2 separate regions of the Homo sapiens genome follow, and region 1 is linked to region 2. Evidence: read pairs that join two places in POLR2A ChIA-PET (ENCODE). Cell type or tissue: Panc1. All regions are shown on one strand. Each heading gives the region's core, and the rest is flanking DNA. Links, peaks and the distances in the headings are about the cores only.

The links. ChIA-PET counts read pairs that join two places held together with the same protein. Peaks named below come from ENCODE experiments on the same cell type or tissue, not always from the same donor. Only the 100,000 strongest peaks of a DNase experiment are listed, where the experiment ranks them.
Region 1: POLR2A ChIA-PET joins it to region 2 with 8 read pairs; 4 of 35 experiments call an interaction of 5 or more read pairs at or near these places.

The regions. Positions count from the first base shown.
Region 1 is chr2:231,894,524-231,899,902 of GRCh38, reverse strand. No RefSeq gene overlaps it. Among named protein-coding and RNA genes, the nearest start is that of MIR1471, 4.9 kb to the right of the region's middle. In Panc1, for the core only: no CTCF peak of the experiment used is centred there; no DNase peak of the experiment used is centred there.
Region 2 is chr2:232,387,943-232,393,321 of GRCh38, reverse strand. No RefSeq gene overlaps it. Among named protein-coding and RNA genes, the nearest start is that of ALPP, 12 kb to the right of the region's middle. In Panc1, for the core only: no CTCF peak of the experiment used is centred there; no DNase peak of the experiment used is centred there; H3K27ac peaks cover 2,426 bases.

The DNA.
Region 1 (5,379 bases), core at 65-5,064, 490 kb after region 2:
ACGACAGGCAGCGCCACCACACCCAGCTAATTTTATTTTTTGTAGAGATGGGGTTTTGCCATGTTGCCCAGGCTGGTGGCACCTTCTTGAAAGGGAAGGGGCTGAGTGTGGTGACTCATGCCTGTAATACCGGCACTTTGAGAGGCCTAGGTGGGAGGATCCCAACAGCCACTCAAGGCAGGAGCCCAGGAGTTCGAGACCAGCCTAGGCCACAGAGTGAGACTGGTCTCCACACAGACAAAAAAACACCACAAAGAAGAGGAGGAACAAAATATAAACTTAACCTCTAGCAGGATACCTTAACATACCTACAATCCCAGGTTTAATTTTCAGGCAAAGCTAGTGAGCATCTTTGTATACTTTAAATTGCAATGTGTGCTTATTGAATTATCTGCTTTTTATCTTGTTTGAATTATATAAAATATTGGCGGTACAGTCATATATTTTATACTTCGACTAGCACAAACATTATTTTATCATATGTCAAAAATAAATTTAGAAGCTCAGCTTCATGCAGACAGCAATTTTGCCTGTTTTGCTCATCTCTGCATCTCCAGGGTCAAGAAAACTGCATGTCCCGCAGTAGACCCTCAAAACATACTTGTTGAAGGAGGAAATTAACCAATTAATTAATCAACTTCACAAATTTTTAAAATACATTAAAATGTCTGTGGTACTATAACTCACAGCTTCCTTGTAATACTAAAGAAGTAATAATACAATGCAGTCATTTTCACATTCCTTTTTAGATATTTAAGCTATCAATTGTGCTTTACCTTGAATAGATTGTTTCATTAAGAAACAAAATTGGAGATTCCTAAGACATTCAATGTATCTTCCCCTGAGACAAGAGCATAATATGTTAGTATCGATAATTCTGAAACTTTTGAAGTAATGGAAATTCATTGAAAAACAAATTAATCATGATGGCCCAAAGAAAACGATAATGTAATAAACATTCAGCAAATTACAAGGTAACCCCTTACTATCTCCATGACATTGGGAAGGTAACATCACTGAATCCAAAACTCCTCATTTGTAAAATGGATAACATCTCACTTTCCTATTTCATGGAATTGCCACGAAGATTAAATGGGATCATGCATGATAGAATTTTGCAACCCTTTGTAAAACATCACTGAGCACTAAGCCTTGCTTAAAAACAATGTGTGGCTGTCTGATTCTACATACCAAAAATGGATATTTTAATTTTTTAAAAAGTCAGTCAGATAAACAATACTCAACCAGATATTTGCTATCATGTGTGTTTCTTTGAGCTCCATTGCTTGTGTTTACGGCCATCTGGATTTCTTCCTCAGTGAATGACTTGTTCTTTGACCATTTTCTCTATTTAAAGTAGCTTTTTATATATTTGGCACATTTACTCCTTGTCTGTCATGTATTTTGCTATTATTTTGCCCAGATAATGTTATTTGCCATATTGAAGTTTTAGATCTTTATTTATATGTATATGTATATATGTATAAATTCAACTAGAACATTATTTTATCATTTAGCCATGCCTAATTTTCTGTTTTTCTTCTTTTGTAGAGACAGGGCCTCACTGTGTTGCCCAGGCTGGTCTCAAACAGTCCTCTCACCTTGGCCTCCCAAAATGCTGGGACTACAGGTATGAGCCACCATACATGGCCAGTCTAAGATTACATCGAGTTTTTTTGGTTTTTTTTGAGACGGAGTTACGCTCTTGTTGCCAGGCTGGAGTGCAACGGCGTGACCTTGGCTCACTGCAACCTCTGCCTCTTGGGTTCAAGAAATTCTCCTGTCTCAGCCTCCCTAGTAGCTGGGATTACAGGCGCCCGCCACCACGCCCACCTAATTTTTTGTATTTTTAGTAGAGACGGGGTTTCATTCTGTTGGCCAGACTGGTCTTGAACTCCTTGTGATACCCTACCTTGTTTTAACCTGATTGTCTCTCTTAGCTGAGAGAGCCAGACAGACTCCATTTTAGTTCCTTCACTTACAGCCCCTTTACCTCCCTCCCTTAAGGGCATAACTGGTGCAAGCTGACTCCATGCACATCCAGGAATGCACTTACTGAGAAGATATTGAGGCAAGCTGAACCAGCAGCTCCTGGGGACGCTCGGTGGATGGCATCTAGAGCCCCTGCCTTTATATCTTTGTGATAGTTTAAGCCCCCTGCACCTGGAACTGTTTATTTTTTCTGTAACTACTTCTGTAACCAATTAATTTTTTTAACTTTTTGCCTGTTCTGCTTCTGTAAAAATTGCTTCAGCTAAACTCCCCCTCCTCTAGTTAGACCACGGTATAAAAAGAAATCTAGCCCCTTCTTCGGGGCCGAGAGAATTTTGAGCGCTAGCCGTCTCTCAGTCGCCGGCAATAAAGGACTCCTGAATTAGTCTCAGAGTGTGGCGTTTCTCTACAACTCGCTCAGTTACAACATCCTGACCTTAGGCTATCCACCTGCCTTGGCCTCCCAAAGTGCTGGGATTACAGGCATGAGCCACCACGCCCAGCTAATTTTGTATTTTTAATAGAGACAGGGTTTTGCCATGTTGGCGAGGCTGGTCTCAAACTCCTGACCCCAAGTGATCCACCGGCCTCGACCTCCCAAATGCTGGGATTACAGGTGTGAGTCACTGAGTCCTGCCATGAATATGCATTTTTTTATTCTTATATGCATTAAAGGATCCTCAGGTAACGCTTATATACATCAAAGTTTGAGAAGCAGTGAAGATAATGATATATGTTTTTTATAACCTTTATCGTATTAATGCAGTAAATTACAGGACCACATTTTCCAAATTTTTAACGACTCTTACACTCCTGTGATAAAACTATGGCTTAAATATTGATGAATAGAATTTGCTAATATTTTATTTAGGATTTTTATGTCAATATTCAAAAGTAAGAAAGATTGATCTGGCTGGGAGGCCTGTAATCCCAGCACTTTGGGATGCCAATGTGGGCAGACCGCTTGGGCACAGGAGTTTGAGACCTGCCTGGGCAACAAAATGAGATCCTGTCTCAACAAAAAATAAAAAATTTAGCTAAGCATGGTTGTGCACCTGCAGTCCCAGCTATTCAGGAGGCTGAGGTGGGAGGATCAATTTAACCCATAAGGTTGAGGCTGCAGTGAGAGGTGATTACACCACTGCACTCCAGCCTGGGTGACAGAGCAAGACCCTGGCTCCAAAAAATAAAAAAAGAAGAAGAAAAGAGAAGAGGCTGGACACGGTGGCTCATGTCTGTAATCCCAGCACTTTGGGAAGCCGACATAGGTGGATCACCTGAGGTCAGGAGTTTGAGACCAGCCTGGCCAACATGGTGAAACCCTGTCTCTACTAAATACAAAAAATTAGCTGTGCCTGGTGGCAGGTGCCTGTAATCCCAGCTACCTGGGAGGCTGAGGCAGGAGACTTGCTTGAACCCAGGAGGTAGAGGTTGCAGTGAGCTGGGATCGCACCACTGCTCTCCAGCCTGGGCAACAAGAATGAGACTCTGTCTCAAAAAAAAGAAAAGAGATTGATCTGTGTAATTTTTTGTGCCAACTTGTCAGGTTTTGGTACCAGGGGTTATTTCTGCATATTCATTTCTAATTGTGTATACTTTTTCATGGTAAAACTTGTCAGGTTTCATATAATAGTATTGGTTGTTTTCAAGGAATAAGCTTCCTTTTCCCTTTTATGTTGACTTCCTATGTATCTTAAAGTCTATTTAAAAAAAAAAAACAATCTATTGGAACTGCTCCTTTTTTAACCACTTCGCACTGTTTCAACTATTGTAGCTCTATGAAATATTTTATTATTTGTTACCAGAAGATTTTGGTAAATCCACTAAACCTTCTAAAACGTCCTTTTTCTTTCCAACTTTCTTGCTCCCTACAGGCTTCTGGTAGAACGTCAGGAGAAAATGACATCACCTTGGAAAGGTCTCCCTTTGAGCTGCTCAGTTGACCAGCGGCTGCTTGCTGTGTAGGTATGCGGGCTCCAGTCTGACAGGCCTGAAACACACTTACCTTCGCAAATGTCTTTACCACATGCTAAGCGCGCCTGAAAAGGAGCCTGGGATTCTGGGATCAACGCAGCCAAGAACACTCTGTCCCATCTTCCATCTTAATAACGAAACGCTGACTGCCTGCTAAAAGATGCACAATTTATTTTAAATATATGAATAGGATGATTGTTTAAAGAGTTCCAGCTGGTTAAATTTAAGTTCCTGCAATAAAACTCTCCTCCGGCATTCTCTGGCTTCGGGCCTCGAAGGGCTACAGGCCCTCTGCTCTGAATTGTGAACTGCGATCTTGCGCGTTCAGGTTTTCCGGTAGTGGCTTTGCTGTTCTAAGTCAAGGCATCAGTGACTACCTTGACCTCAAGAGGACTTCTTCCACTATTTGAGCAACCTGCTTCTAGACCATTCTTGCCAGTTAGGAAAAGTTTTATTCAGTAAAATATTTTCAGTGAACCACTGGACAAAAACCAGGTGGCTGCTTTCCTTTGATCAGAGAAGTCCTCACTCCCTGTATGAGTCTGTTCTCACACTGCTATAAAGAAATACCTGAGACCAGATAACTTGAAAAGAGGTTTCATTGGCTCATGGTTCTGCAGGCTATACAGGAAGCATGAGGTTGGCATCTGCTCGGCTTCCAGGAGGCCTCAGGAAACCTACAATCATGGCAGAAGGTGAAGGGAGAGCGAACACCTCACACGGCCGGAGCAGAAGCGAGAGAGACAGCAGGGAGGTGCCACCCACTTTTAAATGAGCAGATCTCGCGAGAATGCACTCACTCTCACGAGAACAGCACCAAGAGGGAAATCCACCCCCATGATCCAACCACCTCCCACCAGGCCCCACCTCCAACACTGAGGATTATAATTCCACAGGAGATCTGGGAGGGACACAGATTCAAACCATATCTTTCCCCTTCTTCTTTGAATGTATTCGTTTCTTGACATCCACCTGCCAGGGGAGAATGGCCTTCAGGAGCTCGAAGCAGCCACAGGTGTCAAGTCGGGGCTTTCCCAGGCCTCCTTCAGCAGCTTCTCAGGTTCATTAACAAACATGGCCTGGCCTCCAGGTCAGTCTCCGTTAACGCCTCAAGGCTGCCTGGACTCTTCTCTGCCTCTGTTGCCCCTGCAAGGAAACATTCCCTCAGCTTCCAACATCCCCCTTTGTGCCAGGAGTCACCTGGGTCCTGTTAACACAAGGATGGACCAGGGAGGGTGCCCAGAGCTGACATGGGGTGACAAAGGGCACCAGGACTGCATGTCAGAGAGATCTGGGTAAGAAGCAGCTAGGTACCACATCCTACTTCTAACCCAGAGGGATGGAGCGGAGTAGGGCGAAGGCACCAGAGTGACAGAGAGGGTGTGAGAGTGAATCATGGGTGGGCCCCATTCC
Region 2 (5,379 bases), core at 157-5,156:
AAAACTAGCCTATTTATCAAAGATATAGTTAGATCATGTGAACTAAAAGGTATTTGGGTTCATTTTTATGTTATATATGTATACATGTATTTATATATGTATGTGTGTATACATGTATGCATATACATACATAGATATGTGTGTGTATATATCTGTGTGTGTATATATAATATATGTAATATATATTATATATGTTTTATATATATATATTATATATATATTTGAGATAGGGTCTCGCTGTCACCCAGGCTGGAGCGCAGTGGTGCAATCACAGCCCACTGCAGCCTCTATTTCTCGAATTAAAGTGATTCTCCTGCCTCAGCCTCCCCACTAGCTGGGACTACAGGCACACGCCACCAAGCCCAGCTAATTTTTGTATTTTTTTTTTTTTGTAGAGATGGGGTTTTGCCATGTTGATCAGGCTGGTCTGGGACTCCTGAGCTCAAGCAATCTACCCACCTTGACCTCGCAAAGTGGTGGGACTAAAGACGTTTGACACTGCACCCGGCCTACATACATATTTTTTTTAGAGATGGGGTATTGCTGTGTTGCTCAGGCTGGCCTCGAACTCCTAGTCTCAAGTAATCCTCCTGCCTCAGCCCCCTGAGTAGCTGGGAATACAGGCATGCTCCACCATGCCCTGCTCACTATATATTTTAACAAGTTTAATTTATCTTTTTTTTCTTTTTTTGTTTTTTTAAGACAGAGTCTCGCTCTGTCACCCAGGCTGGAGTGCAGTGGCATGATCTCAGCTCACTGCAGCCTCTGCCCCCGCTGGTTCAAGTGATTCTCCTGCCTCAGCCTCCTGTGTAGCTAGGAATACAGGTGCACACCACCAGCCCCAGCTAATTTTTTTTTTTTTTTTTTTTAGTAAAAATGGGGTTTTGCCATGTGGCCCAGGCTTGTCTCGAACTCCTCACCTCAGCTGATCCACCTGCCTCAGCCTCCCAAAGTGCTGGAATTACAGGCATGAGCCACCATGTCCAGCCACCCCAAATAGAATTTCTTAAGGGATGTCTAGCTGACCATGCCAGATTTCAACTTGGAGACACGACATACGACATGCAAAAACATACATACATAGACAGAAACACAAATAAGACCTTATAGCTTTCATTTTAGAATTGTAGTCATGAGACAGCAAAACATTGTAATGTGGACTCACAGGTTTATAAAACACAGTTGGATCCAAATGAGATTTCTGAGAAAATGGGAGAGGTCCCAAAGCTAAACTTTAAGATTTTCAGGGCCAGGCCCCGTGGCTCATGCCTATAATCCCAGCACTATGGGAGGCCGAGGCGGGCATATCACCTGAGGTCAGAAGTTGGAGACAAGCCTGGTCATGATGTTGAAACCCTGTCTCTACTAAAAATACAAAAAGTAGCCGGGTGTGGTGGTGTGCACCTGTAATCCTAGCTACTTGGGAGGCCGAGGCAGGAGAATCACTTGAACCCAGAAGGCGGAAGTTGCAGTGAGGTGAGATCACTCCACTGCATTCCAGCCTGGGCGACAACAGAGAAACTCCATCTCAAAAAAAAAAAAAAAATTGTCATTTGTCTTGATAAGCAATCTTATGAGGGCAGCAACCAAAACTTTGGGTAAAACAGTTTTCTTTTCTTTTCTTTTTTTGAGATGGAGTTTCGCTCTTGTTGTCCAGGCTGGAGTGCAATGGCTCGATCTCGGCTCACTGCAACCTCAGCCTCCAGATTCAAGCAATTCTCCTGCCTCAGTCTCTCAAGTAGCTGGGATTACAGGCGTGCGCCACCACACCTGGCTAATTTTGTATTTTCAGTAGAGACAGGGTTTCACCATATTGGTCAGGCTGGTCTGGAACTCTTGATGCCAAGTGATCCACGTGCCTTGGCCTCCCAAAGTGCTGGGGTTACAGGCATCAGCCACCGCGCCTGGCAAGCAGTTTAGTTTTCTGGTTTTTATTTTAATCTCTTTGAGCCCACCTTTATCCTTTTTCAGTTTCAAATGAGATTAAGGATTAAATACTAACTGTTTAATTTTAGCTAGGACTGGCTGGATTTTGTACAAGAAACAAAATCTCCTAGCAGTTTTGAAAAGTCCAATAACAAATTTCTCTTCTGTTTGCCACTCTCAGTTGCTTGACAGCTCCGTGCCGGTGGGAAGCATTTTAGCAGTTCGTTCAGCTCTTCCTGGCCCCTGTGTAGCAGAGAAGCAGTTTTTATGCCAGAAACAGAGATCCTTTTCATTATTGCTCTGAGCTCATGATTTTGACCTGTTTAATCTGGGTGCCTAACATTTATAAACATTTCTCTCATTCTGTTCTTTTCTAATATCAATCCTTCCGTGGACTGTTCCATCACCCGAAGCAACTGTTAGGCAAACCTGAATTTACATTTCCAAAAGGTCTCTAGGTTGTTGTTTGCCACGGAGCTGTTGTAATTTATAGAGCCATTAATTTGAAAGCCCTTCAAGACCCCTTCCTTAGTGGTTTTTATGTTGGCTGGAGTGTGATATTATCAGTTTATCTTAATGCCAGCAGAAATGTCAGCAGATTCCAAGTAGGCAGAAAAGAGAGAGACAGAAGTAGACAACTTAGAAGGCTCTCCATTTAACTTTGTAGTTGGCAGTTTAAAAATTCAGTATTAGGAAAAAGCAAATTTGAGGAGTTCAAATGATTCCAATGATGGCCATTGATTTTGAAATGTGCACAGGGAAAGCCATGTAGCTGCCTGGAGTCCCAGAAAATCTGGCACGCCTTAGTGTCTGAGAATGCCATTCCATTTCTTTTTCATCTCTGAGAAGCAAAGAAAATCCTATAAACCCTGTCAGGGACTGTCAGGAGTCTGGACCAGTGTTTTAGATGGTGGTGACACCCTGGGTTCTTTCAGTTGGCTTTCTCACACTCACCATATGTGTATTTTTTGAGACAATTCTCACTGTTAAACAGGCTTTAGTGCAGTGGCAGGACCACAAGTCATGGTAGCCTCGACCTCCTGGGCTCAAGCAATCCTCCCACATCAGCCTCCTGATAGCTGGGACTACAGGTGGGAGCTGCCACACCCAGCTAATTTTTGTGTTATTTGTAGAGGTGGGGTTTCATCATGTTGCCCAGGCTGGTCTCCAACTCCTTAGCTCAAGCCATTCTCTCACCTTGGCCTCCCAGAGTGCAGGGATTACAGACAGGAGCCACCTCGAGGGGCCGACCCTCACCGTGTGTACGTGTGTTTTAACATTTCCTATGGTGCTAAACTATTTATGTTTATTTTTGCTGTGGGATGATCAGAAGATGTTCAGGAACAAGCAAGAAAAAAAAATGAGCCAAATCATTTAAAGACGTGGGAAACCAAACCAAAATCAAACCCAAATCAGAATGCTCACAAAATTTCAACCAAGGTGTACACATCAAACATAATATTCAGTCAGGCATCCAGAACCAAAAGTGAATTCACCAGGAAAGACTTGCCTCATGGACAGAACATAAATTCTTTAGAACTCAGAGTCCTCAAACCAGAAGGGCACTGCTCTTTACACCAGAAAGTGCTTGCCAAAAGCAAAGAAGCAAAAAAAAGAAAGAAAGAAAGAAAGAAAGAAAGAAAGAAAGAAAGAAAGAAAGAAAGAAAGAAAGAAAGAAACCCAACCTTTATACCCTCAGGAGGGATGCAAGGTCCTTTGTTTAAGGGAGCCTTATAATCAAATCACATCCAGGATAAAGTAAAAAGGAACTGACCAAAGGGAGGGAATCTGGGTATTTGAGGAGATTCACCAGAACAGAAAAGCAACTCCTGGAAAGGCAGTCTGCGGGGGGCTCAGTCAACACTGCGTTAGATTCCAGGACACGCTGATTCATCCAAGATGAATTCACTTCGGTCCCACTTCTGGCTCCGCTATGTGACACTGCATAACAAATACAGAAAGACTCTAAAATAAAATGAACTTTCTTTGGAAATAGGTATTGCTTGGGAATAAGCAGGCCATAGGAAAGCACGTGTGAATTTAGGGAGGTGAAGGAAGACAAAGGTTTTTAAAGGAAAATGGAGGAGGATCACAGGATTGTTTTGAGATATTTATCCTTGGCTACAAGGATCAAGGATATGCGTGGCACCAGTCTGAGGATGGACGGGTGGTTGCTGGGCAGATGTCCTTGCAGAAATATTTTTCGATGAAAGGTTAAGAAGGCCTTTGTGCAAGGTGGAACTGGGCCTGGACCACTGGCATCACCCACTCACCCACAGCCTCAGCTTCCCTTTTGGAGACACTGCAGGGGAGCCAAGGAGCTGGGCCTCGGACCCCTCTTTATTGGCAGTCTGTGCAGGGTGACCAGGACTGTGTGGTCACAGGCTAAACCCAAGTCACCTCCTATTGGCCGCGATTGCTGTGCTCTGGGTCAACTGTGCATTGGTACCATGGGGGCCGCACTCGCAGCCCCAAGCCTTCTTCTGGCAGGGCTCTCCGTTGCTCTCCCTGGATCAGGAACTGGGGGAAGTGAGCGAGGCCAACCAGAAGCCCAGACGCCCTGGGGAGACCTCATCCTGGACAGGCGTTCCCAGGAGTACAAGGAAGCTCCCTGGTGAAGGTGCGCAGGCGCTGTGCGGGCAGCCCAGGCACTCCATCAGGGCCCCCTTATCCTTTAGGAGGAGTCCTCCCCGGCCGGTGCTCCAGGGCTGTGGGCTGGGGCATGACGGCCCCCAGCTGCGTAGCTCCAGCCCCTTTCTAGCCGGCTGGTGGGCAGCTCGTAATGGGGACGCGGGATCCGAAGGGACCCCTCCCGGGAGTACCCGCTGCCCTTACTGGTCCTGGGACACGGCTGGACCCCTCGGGCTGGCAGCTCGGCGGCAGAAAAGGCAGCGGGCGCTGGGAGACAGCGGCTGCCCACGCAGTTCTGCTCAGGCTCAGGCTCTGGTTTCGAGCGGGCCCGCTAGTCCTGGTCCTGCTCGAGTGCGCACCTGCGGGGTAAATGGCGCCGAATCCCTGCAGCCGTTGCCGCCATCGCGGCCGCTGCGCGGAGCCTCCCGGCTTCGTCTCCTTGCGCCCCGCGGGAGGTGAAACTTCACCCAAGTTTGGGTTCTGGGGAGAACGTATTGAAGCCGGGAGTGGCTCGGGTCGGGGTCACAGACTGGGAATGGGGGTGGGTGGGGGGACGGAGCCGGTCTCCATCAGGGCCGTCCAGGGGGTGGGCTGTGTATCCACGACCCTGGGGCGTTGGCGCTCGCCCCTGGGGAAGGAGCGGGTGGGCTGTCGGGCCACCGAGTAGAAGGAGCCAGCGATCGGGGTTGAGTGGTAGATCCTGCGGACTTCCGCAAGGACAAAGTTTGGTTCTTTGGCCGCTTTGTGGAGCCTCTGTCTGTGTCCAGCGCGGAAAGCGGAAAGTGCAGCATAGACGCGCTCCTGACCCCACCTCCTCACTCC